2 separate regions of the Homo sapiens genome follow, and region 2 is linked to region 1. Evidence: chromatin contacts called from ENCODE Hi-C or POLR2A ChIA-PET data. All regions are on one chromosome and are shown on one strand. The core of a region is the stretch at or near the end of the contact, and the rest is flanking DNA. Distances in the headings are between cores, read along the strand shown.

What was found. A loop is a pair of places that touch in the nucleus more often than their neighbours do. ChIA-PET counts read pairs that join two places held with the same protein, here RNA polymerase II (POLR2A). Pooled maps may share reads with other maps.
Region 2: a loop to region 1 is called in a pooled map, with 5 times the contacts of the local background. The contact joins two enhancer-like sites. A Hi-C loop is called at or near these places in 2 of 50 pooled maps. POLR2A ChIA-PET finds 5 or more read pairs at or near these places in 3 of 52 experiments (AG04450, PC-9 and activated B cell).

The regions. Positions count from the first base shown.
Region 1 is chr1:117,337,471-117,342,943 of GRCh38, reverse strand. No RefSeq gene overlaps it. Among named protein-coding and RNA genes, the nearest start is that of MAN1A2, 27 kb to the left of the region's middle. Within about 2 kb of position 2,768, at least 2 of the 41 ENCODE cell types and tissues checked have a DNase peak (open chromatin) inside an H3K27ac peak, as active enhancers do.
Region 2 is chr1:117,671,321-117,676,793 of GRCh38, reverse strand. No RefSeq gene overlaps it. Among named protein-coding and RNA genes, the nearest start is that of TENT5C, 68 kb to the right of the region's middle. Within about 2 kb of position 2,038, at least 5 of the 41 ENCODE cell types and tissues checked have a DNase peak (open chromatin) inside an H3K27ac peak, as active enhancers do.

The sequences.
Region 1 (5,473 bases), core at 1,519-4,018:
TCCCCAGCTGGTCTCAAGGTAGTCACTGAAGCAGTGAGCTGTGCCTAAGACCTTTGCCTGATTTAGCTGTTATTCTAGAGAGAAAACCCACACAAGAAAAGATCACGGAAGAGGCACTGGCAGCAGATTTTTTCAGGGAAGAGGATGGTGATGGGAATGGGGTTGCAGAGATTGAGGATTTTAATCACAGATTTTTTTCCTAAAGAATTTTGCGGTGGCAAAATGAGCTAGAAGATAGGTTGGTATTGATATTGCTAGATCCAAGAGGTAATAGAAACATGTCCCTCACCCTCTCCTACACACATACCCACCTCCCTCCAACACCCAGCTATTTCTGCCCTAGGTTTTGCTTTCGCTTTGGAGGAATATTTTTCTTATGTCAGGTGTATAAATATAACTATGAAACACTGCCTGTTTCTCTCATCCCACAGTGAAGCTACCTTCATGCTGAAACAAAAGAAAACTTGATTATTGTGTTTATTACTCCCAAAGGTATATTAAGATTAGTTGCTGAATTTAGTATTTTTTTTTGAGTCTTCATAAAAATAAGCCCCATTTAGCCAGGATACAGCTCTTAATTGAAGTAAATCCTATCTTGCCTAAAGTAATGAAAGACAAGTGAGTCCATAAGTTTGACTTCCCCTATTTAAAATTCTTCTGTATCCACAAAGTGTACATAAATCTTTATGGAATGACCTATTAACTGCCTGCTGCTGGGACCAAGCTTTGGACTTTGTTTCAGTTATAAAATAAGGTCACTCTGCTTTTGGTAAAAATTGATGTAGCTGCTTTGATAATTAAAACCTACGGAGTCGTGAAGAGCTGATATATTTAAACCTCTAAAAAATAATGTAGAAGCTATAAAATTGCAAAAGGAGAAGGCATAAAGGTCCCCTATGGCTGCTCATCAGATTAAATATTAGTAATAGGGTATTTATGTCACTCTTTAATAAAAAATTTCCAGGAAATTTTTGAAAACTTTAAATTCAAGTCCTGAACCACCTCTCAGCTGGCTCCATTATATAAGATCACCTACAGAGGGGGCTACATTTCTGAGGGTATCATTTAAATAAATACATAACATAAATTCACTGATGCTGCCAGTTGAGGAGCCAAGACTCAAAGTGAATCATCCTGGCCCTTAATGTGGGTTTTTACCCATAGATGTATCTACACCTTGCAAGCTCGTATGCCCCAACCCACTATGTGGGTTCTATCTTTTTTTCTGCTGTAATTAGAGCAAGTAGCTTCTGGCTTAAGTGTGAGAAATCCACCTCAGGAAGCGCTACCTAAAAATGAAATCCAACAAATGCTTGGGCAAGTTAATTAATCTTTTTGTGTCTCAATTTCTTCCTTTCTAGAATGGGACAGATGAAGATAATAAGTACAGGTAATAATGAAATTGATCATGATAATGATAGGCATCTTGTATCAATACATGTCACTTTTTTCCTTGCCCGCTCCTCAACATTTGTCTCCTAGTCTCCCTCCATGCCTATCATTTAATCTCGTGATTGTAGTGCGTCATCCCATGTAATTCTGCCTACAGGAAGAGAGTATACTGGTGGTACCAGCAACTGCATTCTTTCCGGTTCACATGGCAGTAATGCTTCTGACAACAAACAAACCAGCTTACTGGTTTAGAATTCAGTCTCCTATGGGTTTGATCAGAGTACTTCGGTTGACTTGGATTGCAACATTCTGGGACATTGACAAGCTAGGGACAGATCATATAACCTGGGGACTTCATGAAGTAAGGTCACCTGTGAGGTTTCTGAGGCCATAGTCAGCCTCTTCTCCCCTGACAACACACACTAGCTTCAACACATGCTCATTTTAAATGTCAGCCTCACTTACTGGCTGTGTGGGCTTGAGCAAGTCATTTAATCTTGCTGAGCCTGTTAACTCCTCTGTAAAGTCTACTTGCCTTACGGAGTCATGGTGAAGGTCAGTGGGGATGTGAGAATACTCTATAGACTGTAACATACTATATAAATGTAAAATATTATTCTAAAATTATTTTACATTAAAATCTAGCAAGTCTTATCATCAGTATGGTTCCCACTTCATTCTGTCAATGTGAGAACAAAAGAAAATTGAAAGGATTCAAAATTCAGAAAACCACATTTGTAACAGTACTTGAGAAACACTGTCTTGAAGCTTAAAAATACATTTATAAAGTTTATATTAGATACATTAATTATGTTATTACATGTTGATGTTTTTTATGCCCATGCGACTGTTAACAATCCAGACAGTGGAATGTTTACACCAATGAAACAGTTTTATGTTAATTAGCGTATGTGTAGCTTCTGGTGTGATCTGAACACAGCTTTCACCTTGAGCTTTATTGGTCTTCTATTTATTTACCTTGCCCCAATCATTAACAATTATTTTCTGAGGCATAAATGGCAACTATAGGAGCCCCAAGTGACCCATCTTTACTTTGCCGTAAACTAGATTATATAGAGGAATAGCTAAAAGCACTGAATACCAATGCCTTGGGTTTAGAATTTTATCACTCTCTCTGGCCACCGAACCTACCAGTTATAAATTACCTTTTATTGCCTTCTAGAAAAACAAATTAAGTACTGGGCAATTTAAATTCTACATGCAAAACAGCTATCTGAGAAGTAAAACTCAGCTGGACAAATGCGCATTTTTTAAATCATGGGCAAATGAAGAATATGTTTGTTTGAAAGTAGCTGAAATGCCTGACTCTCAGTCGGTCCTGTTCCTGCCACCAGCAGGTTCAGTTGTGTAATGATCTCATGATGCACACACGGAAGTGTCAGCCATTTCTCTCACACCTCCCCCATTTTCCCTCAAGAACAGAGGGCAGGGAGTAAACAGCTGATGTGGCCTACAGACTTAGCCCATGTGCTTATTTGGATAGCTTTCTGCATTTCTGTTCATGCTTATCTTGATTGGATGTGATGTCACTTCATATCCACTTTCAGTCTTTAATTAGCTTTGCTTCTTCCTTTTGTGAGCTGTCTTTGCTTACTTTCAAACATTGAGTTTATCCTCTCACCTTCTTTTATGTTTTGCCTTATGTTTGTGTATCTTTTGCTCCTGCCGTGTTGCTGCTTCTTAATTTTCCTAATCTGCTTTTTAGAGTTTTTAAATACCTTTTTTTCTCTGAGTTCCCATCTTATTTTCACTCCATTCCAGGTGGATGAGGTTTACATCACTCTAAGAGGGTCAAGAACTGTGTTTCCCACCGTATACAGAACACAAATCATGATTTGAGCCTAACTGACACTGGAGACGATTATCAGTGATACCCAGACAACAACATTAAATGGCATTGAATCACATAGTGAGAGAGTTATTCCCTTTCCACTTCTATCACACTCCTGCTCATTATTCCAAGGAGAAAGTTTCCATTTGGTCCTTGTATGGTCTATCACTTGCTAATCTCCCTTTTTAAAAGAGAGAAAAGGCCTCAGGCTGAGAGCCTTTGGCTTGTAATGGTATCTAGCTAGGGTTTTACAACACTGTTTTGGTTTTTATTATGTAAGTACTTGTTTTTATTGTTACCTCCTATTTATGGCAAATGATATTGGTTTTCTTTTACAGTCATGATATGAAGTTTCTTCCTTAAAAAAGTATATGTAAGTTTAAAATACTCACCAATTTAAGGAAAAACATTAAATACAAGGATGTGGCCAAAATCTTGAAGGTGGTAGTACTAGAACGTCAGAAGTTTGGGAAGTACCAGCCTGGAATCACTCCATCAACTTTGTTTTCGGTTTGTTTGTTTTTGAGACAATGTTTCATTCTCTCACCCAGGCTGGAGTGCAATGTTAAACTCACTGCAACCTCCGCCTCCTGGGTTCAAGCCATTCTCATGCCTCAGCCTCCCAAGTAGCTGGGATTACAGGTGTGCACCACCACGCCTGAGTAATGTTTGCATTTTTAGTAGAGATGGGGTTTTGCCATGTTGGCTGGGCTTATCTTGAACTCCTGACTTCAAGCAATCCACCCACCTCAGCCTCCCAAAGTGCTGGAACTACAGGTGTGAGACACCATGCCCCACCCCCTCCAACAGCTTTTGTTATCTTCCTATTGCTTTATAGCATTATATGTTATTTTAAAGCATACTTGCTAATAACATCTAGGCCTAGAGACAACTCATTCCACTTCCAAATTTTTCCAGTTGAAATTATACACAGATTATTTCATGGTCTTTTTTTATTCCCTTCAGTCATCATAAGGTTTTCACAGTCTCCTCAAAGAGACACTGATAATCAGTGATTGTCCATCAGGTTAATATTCTGGGGCAGGTATCGTGTACACTGATCTGGTTTAATTCATCTATTTAGAGTGCTAAAATGTACACCACTTTTTTCACCCATTTTTCCCCCCACTGCCATGAAGAGAAGGCATACAGGCCGTGAGACTTCAAAACTTTGTCATTTATCAATTAGGAATTAGTTCAGGTGATCTCATTTACCCAAGCAATACAATCTTTGCAAACTTTTCCCCTAGAGGGAAAAGGATCATGCAGCTCTGTTTTATGTTGTTTCCCTGAAGACCACTTAGTCTCATTGACAGAAAGGGAACATTTGTTTTTAGGGAATTATATTCCCCTTAATCTCTTTTTTCACCTAGCAGTGGAATGCTCTAATACTTCTAAGTTTACTCTTGGGGACCCAGTAGATGCCTTTGGGTCCTTCACAAGCCTATCTCCTGTAGGCTTTGGGCTGTAGGGGTGGGTGAAGAGAATGTCCAGATCTCTGTGATACCAACATGCTGCCCATAGTGTGGAGGAAGTACTTGTAATAAACTGGAGTAGGTTCTTATTCATGCAGCTCCTCCTTGTGTGTCCGGAATTTATTCCTTCCGGTGGGGTTTTGGTCTCGCTGACTTCAAGAATGAAGCTGCGGACCCTTGTGGTGAGTGTTACAGCTCTTAAAGATGGTGTGTCCGGAGTTTGTTCCTTCAGATGTTCAGATGTGTCCAGAGTTTCTTCCTTCTGGTGGGTTTGTGGTCTTGCTGACTTCAGGAATGAAGCCGCAAACCCTTGCGGTGAGTGTTACAGCTCATAAAGGTAGTGTAGACCCAAAGAGTGAGCAGCAGCAATATTTATTGTGAAGAGTGAAAGAACAAAGCTTCCACAGCGTGGAAGGGGACCTGAGCAGGTTGCTGCTGCTGGCCGGGGTGGCCAGCTTTTATTCCCTTATTTGGCCCTGCCCACATCCTGCTGATTGGTCCATTTTACAGAGCACTGATTGGTCCATTTACAATCCTTTAGCTAGACACAGAGCACTGATTGGTGCATTTACAATCCTCTAGCTAGACAGAAAAATTCTCCAAGTCCCCACTTGACCCAGGAAGTCCAGCTGGCTTCACCTCTCACTTGGTCCTATCTTTCCATTTCAAGCACACAGCCACTGACATCCACATCCACTTCTTCCCTTCCTTCTGGAAATTCAAGCCTTTGGAACCCTACCCACAGCTCCAAAGT
Region 2 (5,473 bases), core at 789-3,288, 330 kb before region 1:
GCCAGGAGCAAAGTGCCTACAGACGGAGTCCTTATCTCTGAAGTGAGGAGATTGGGCCGTTAAGTTCCCTTCCACCTCCGGCATCTGGTTTTAGAGTTCCAATGCAAAGTGCCTACCGAGGGTCCACTGGCATTTAAAGAGATCCATGGGTGGGCTCAGAAGGGGAAGGATGTTTGCAAATGGGGGTGTATGCAGATGTGTGTGCATCTTTCTGGGGAGATGATCCACAGTTTTAATAGGATTCTGGAGTGGGGCCCAAATCCCCCAGATCACTAATAAACACTCTTCCCTAAGTTGAAGGAACTGGATGCTTTGGCCTGAGACCTATCCTCATCCATTTGTAAGGGCAGTCATGTGAAAGAAGGCATACACTGTATTCTGCATAGCTTCCCAGCAAGAAATTGGAACCAACGGCTAAAATTTCAGGGAGGCCAATTTTAGCTCAATATAAGGACCAACTATTTTGAGTGATGTGAAAATAAAATAGATGGTTGCCCAGAACACTGAGTTCTTTGTCACTGAAGTATTCAATCAGTGGCTATCCTTGGTGTTGGAGTGTGAGACAGACTGATAGCCTTTTGAGTCAGGTCCAGCTGTGTACCGGACTGACTGAAGGAAGGCTGAGGGTTTCAGTGCCCTCTCAGATGAGAACAAAAGTGAGGAAAGAGAACAAGTGAAGCTGTGTCTCTCCTGTGGTTTGAATTATAGGCAGAAACCCGAGGTGTGGGGAGCTGCTTGAACTGATTGCTCTGGCCTTGTCATTCCCTCCAGTGGAAGGGGACATCTTCCACAGGTTTGCAGACCCTCAGAGCTCAAGTCTTCAATAATTTGGCAGGGGTCTGGACATTTCTGACTGTCTTCCACTGTCCTAAGCTGGGCTAGATGTGTACCCTGGTACCTGGAACCCACAAAATCTGCCTTTGCTTTTGCTCTTGTAGGCAACTTTTCTCAACTGTATTCTGTATAATATTATGTGACATGCTTATGGATTTTCTCCCAAAATTATTTTTGCAATATATGTCAGAAAAACATTATGTGGGTACTTATGTTAAATATTTTTAAGAATGGTTATACCACACAGAAAATGCCATCCTCCTAGAAGACCTGATGGAATTTCTAGAGACAACCTGAGCACTGGTGGAGCATTTACCACCTCAGGTTATGTTGACAGTCAGCTTATGGTCAATGATTACTGATATAACTTATGTATCTTGCCTTCAAATATGAATGCCTATTTTCTATTTAGTCAATATTCATTGTATGGTGTACTTTGTTTTATTCCACAGATGTTTGTTTCCTATGGATCGGTGGCTTAAAGAAGGAAAATTTTACTTAAAAAGGAGAGCCATATGGTTCTCAACCTATCTGAATCAAATAAGCAAATAGACATAATACTTCAAAGGAAAGGTGAACAGTCATGGCCTTTGATTTCTAAAAAGAAAAAAAGAAAGAAAGAAAAAAATGGAGGAGAGCTGCTGTTGGCAAAACAATGGTTTTGGAACAGCCTAATCAGAATTATCACAAAACTATCGCAAACTTGTTTCACAGAGGCAAACATTGCCTCTTATCCTGGTTTTCCTTATTTGTGAAGTTGCCACACCCTCGTTGGCCACCTGGAGGTAGCCAGCAAATCTCCAACAGGTGGAATGGGTCCTCCTGGGCTGGGGAGGCCTGCAGGCAGAGCAGAGTACACCCCGGCAACACTCGAGGAGCAGCCAGAGTGGTCTTTCCACCAGCAAACCTTCCCAGAGGGTCTCCTATGCAAGTCGGTAGCTGGGCTGTTTCCTTTTGACTCCAAGTGGGCTGAGCCCCTCATAGTGGAGGGAACCCAAACCTAGGAACCTGGCATCCGCCCAGATAAGCTTTGTAGGGTAAAAAAGTGGGACTCCCGTGGTGGGTGCCACTGTCACTCAACAGCCCCGCATTTTCTAGAGTGTGAAGCAGCAAGTCCACCTCCAGACTAGACAGAGCATTGGTGCTGTGCCAGAAGGAAGGGAGACAAGCCCTTCTGAAAAGTGTTTTGGGAGTGTAGAAGGCTAGTGGGGTGATGTGGGCCTGTGGAGGGAGCTCGAGAGACAGCTGAAAGAAGTGAGAAATTGTCAGCTTCCTTTTCTTGTCTTGGCAGGATCTTATTGTCTGAAGCACACAAGACTCCCATCCTCTGGGAGGACTGCGGTTGCTGAAGGAGAAACTCAACCCTGGTCCTGGCACTGACCAGCATGCAGCCCAGATTGCCTGGTTAGCAGGGCTTCAGCTGCTTTCATTCTCTTAACAACTTGGGGGTAAGGTGGATGGGGAAGGTGCCATCATCATCCTAGTTATGCTGCTGAGTCTTAGGGCTGTTGGAAACTTGCTCAAAGTCACATAGCTCGTAAAAGGCAGCGTCAGAGTCTGAAGTTGGATCTTCTCACTTCAAAGTCCAGACTCTTTCCAATATTCATGCTGCCTTGCTCACACACCCTAAAGAAGCCTGCTGGGCACCCTCCATTCATCAAGGAGGTCACTTTTTACGAATTGCTTTGTAAACCCTGGCATCTTTTTGTGATCTGTGTGACTGTTGATATATCTGTATGCCAGATGAGCTCATGGAAGCTCAGAGAGGTTCAAGGACAGGGACAGAGTCACAGAGCAAAGTCAGGGCTCAATTCAAATGTGTTCACCTGTTCTCAAGAATCCTGAAGAACACTGTTGTCAGAGGGTAAAGGGTTTCACCAGCCTCTGCCTCCGTTTTGACTTATGTGACCCATCTCTATGTTTTGTGGGTCTAATTTCTGGAAGGTTGAAAGGAAAGCAAAGTCAGTTTGATACATAGGAGGCTGAAAAGGGACCCACAGTGGTAACAATGATCCCAACAGCTCACAAACCTAGGGAGGTTTCTCCTGGATGGTCTAAAGACCATGGCTGTCTGTGGAGGGAAGAGATGGGAATGACTGTCCAGCCCAAGATAGGGCCAAAAAAGAAAATCTTAAAATATTTTCATTTTCTTAAAGGTTAACACAAGCCCATCAGACCGACCAGTTTTATAAAGAAAGTGGTCAAGCAGATAGTTTCACAATTTTTTTTTTTTAGCAGGACAAAAGAGACTTAATAAAGCAACAGTGATTCACTAAAAGAACCCCAAAAGGAGGTGAGTCATAACATTATATCCATAGCTGTGGGGTAACATACAAAGTAATCCCTTGAGCACTGGGTTTAGCATCGGAAGATAAGGACTGTGTGATCTTGTGTGAGTCACTTAACCTCTCTGAGCCTCAGGGTCCTCCTCCATAGACACTGTCCCCTCTTCAGAGAGTGATGGTGATGAGCACATGGACACACTCTGTGCTCCAGAGGAAAAGGTGAGTGCCATTGCAAACCATCCTAAACACTTTGTTCATGCCATCATTATAGCACTTCGTGCATTGCAGTGTAATTGTCTGTTTATTTCACTGAGTGTCTCCTCCCAATGAGGGACCCTACCATCTGCCACATTGTGGTGTTCAATGAATGTTTTTGGAATGAATGAATAAACGAATGAATAATCAAATGAATTAACAAATCTGAAAAGCATGATGCAGACTTCAGCATTTTTTTTTAACACAGATATACATGTGGGTCACAATGCAAGGAACTTTTTCCAAGCTTCTGGTCATACCCAGAAACATAAAAGCATGGAATATTCAAGACGCAATCAGAGGTGGCACAGAGTATGGAACACGCTTTCCTGCTGCTTTGGCACAAGCTTCACCCTAGTGAGGCTCAGTTGCCCTTCAAACATTGCCCCAGTGCTCCGTTCGCCGGCTATCTCAGACATACTGATGCACACTGGAGTGCCAGCAGTTGCCATTCCCGAGCTGGCTGAGGCCTGCGGTCCTGCCTCTCTATCCTGTCTCACAGATGGGAAAACCAGGGCCCTGGCAGGTGCAATGGCTTGGCCCAGCGATGGCTCAGGGTGCCCGACAACACACGCAGAACTCTCTCCATCCCAGCCCTGCTTCTCAGAGGGTACAAGGCAGTGAGCTAGGGGTACGAGAAGCCCTCAAGAGCCCGAAAATCAGGAATTATACAGATGATGCAGTAGAATGCAGGATTCACATTAATTCAGTAAACATTTACTGAGCGTCCATCATGTGACAGGCACTGGATTTTTAAGTTAAAATATGGGGGTTCACAACAATTTGCTGTTTGGGCCAGGCCACTCCAGAATAGGCCCCCATACCCAGGTTTTGTAACCATTCTGCTCTAGGGGAGGGATCTGAGCGGGGCTGCCCACCAGCCTGCTGACCACCTTGCCCATGTTCTCTCTATTCTGAGGGCTTCCTGCTCTGGTCTCCAGACCTCATTCTTGAAGAGTCACTCCTATCCTTCTCAGGTCTCTGCTGTTCTGCCTCCCGCCTCTGTGGCTGCAGCATCCAGGACCTTCTGCTTACTCAGGCCAAGGAGACAGTGCAGAGAGAGAAGGGAGATCTCTGTGACCCTGCACCAGGGCCAGCCTCTGCACTTCCCTTCTGCCTGGCAGCTGCCCAAGACTTTGACCCAAAGGCTCCCCCTCCACCCCATTGTTCTGTAGCCCTTGGAAGCCCATGGCACAGAGCTGAGCGGCAGGGGGCACCCCTGTGCGTCATTGTGCTCCAAGCAAAGACAATTTCCTAGGGAAGGCTGGAAGACAGACAGAGCCAAGCAAGCCCTTCTGTCCAGACAGAGCAGAAAATAGAAACTGCCAGGAGAGGAACCAGACACAGAGGCAGGGTGGAGCAAGAGGAATTGTCTGGAGACTCCTCTTCTTGGCTAATTGCTTTGAGTCTACACGTGGTTCAAGGCTGGACATATGGCCAAGCTGGGAGGGGCCTCAGTGACCATCCGGTCCACGCCTTCATGTCACAGATTGGGAGGCCATGGACCAGATAGGGGAGGGGATCTGCCCAAAGCTGCACAGCAAGTTACACAGGGCAGGACTAGAACCCACTGGGCCCAGGCTCTGGTGTGTATTTGGGCTGGCTGTCCTGGTGTCTGAGAGCACAGTCTTCCCCTCCCTATATTCTCCTCACTGCTCACCCTGCTCTCTGCCACTGCTGGAAAAGCAGCATTTCAGAAGGCATTTTAGAAATCTAGACCCAGTTGGTCCTGATCCACTCATGTGTCAGAACCCAGAGTTCAACCACTGTTGGGAGGTTTCAGCACGCAATTCTGTGAATCCTAACCCTGGGCCCAGGGCGTTCGGCCTGAGGTGTGACCTGTCTCTGACTGTTCCAGGAGATTTCTCCTGGTCAGGGGGACCTGAGATATAACCAGAGCACACTGAGGCATGAGGTGCCGTGGCAGCATCGTGCAGCGCCGTGTGGGCAAAGCATTGAGGAAGGCTCTCAGGCCAGCAGAGCTTTCTGAAAGGGACTTTGCCTTGGACTCTGATTTAAAGCCTCTCCTCCTGGACCAGTATTATAACAACCATCCATTCCTGTTCTTCGGGTTTGATGAGAATGGAAGAAAAAGAATG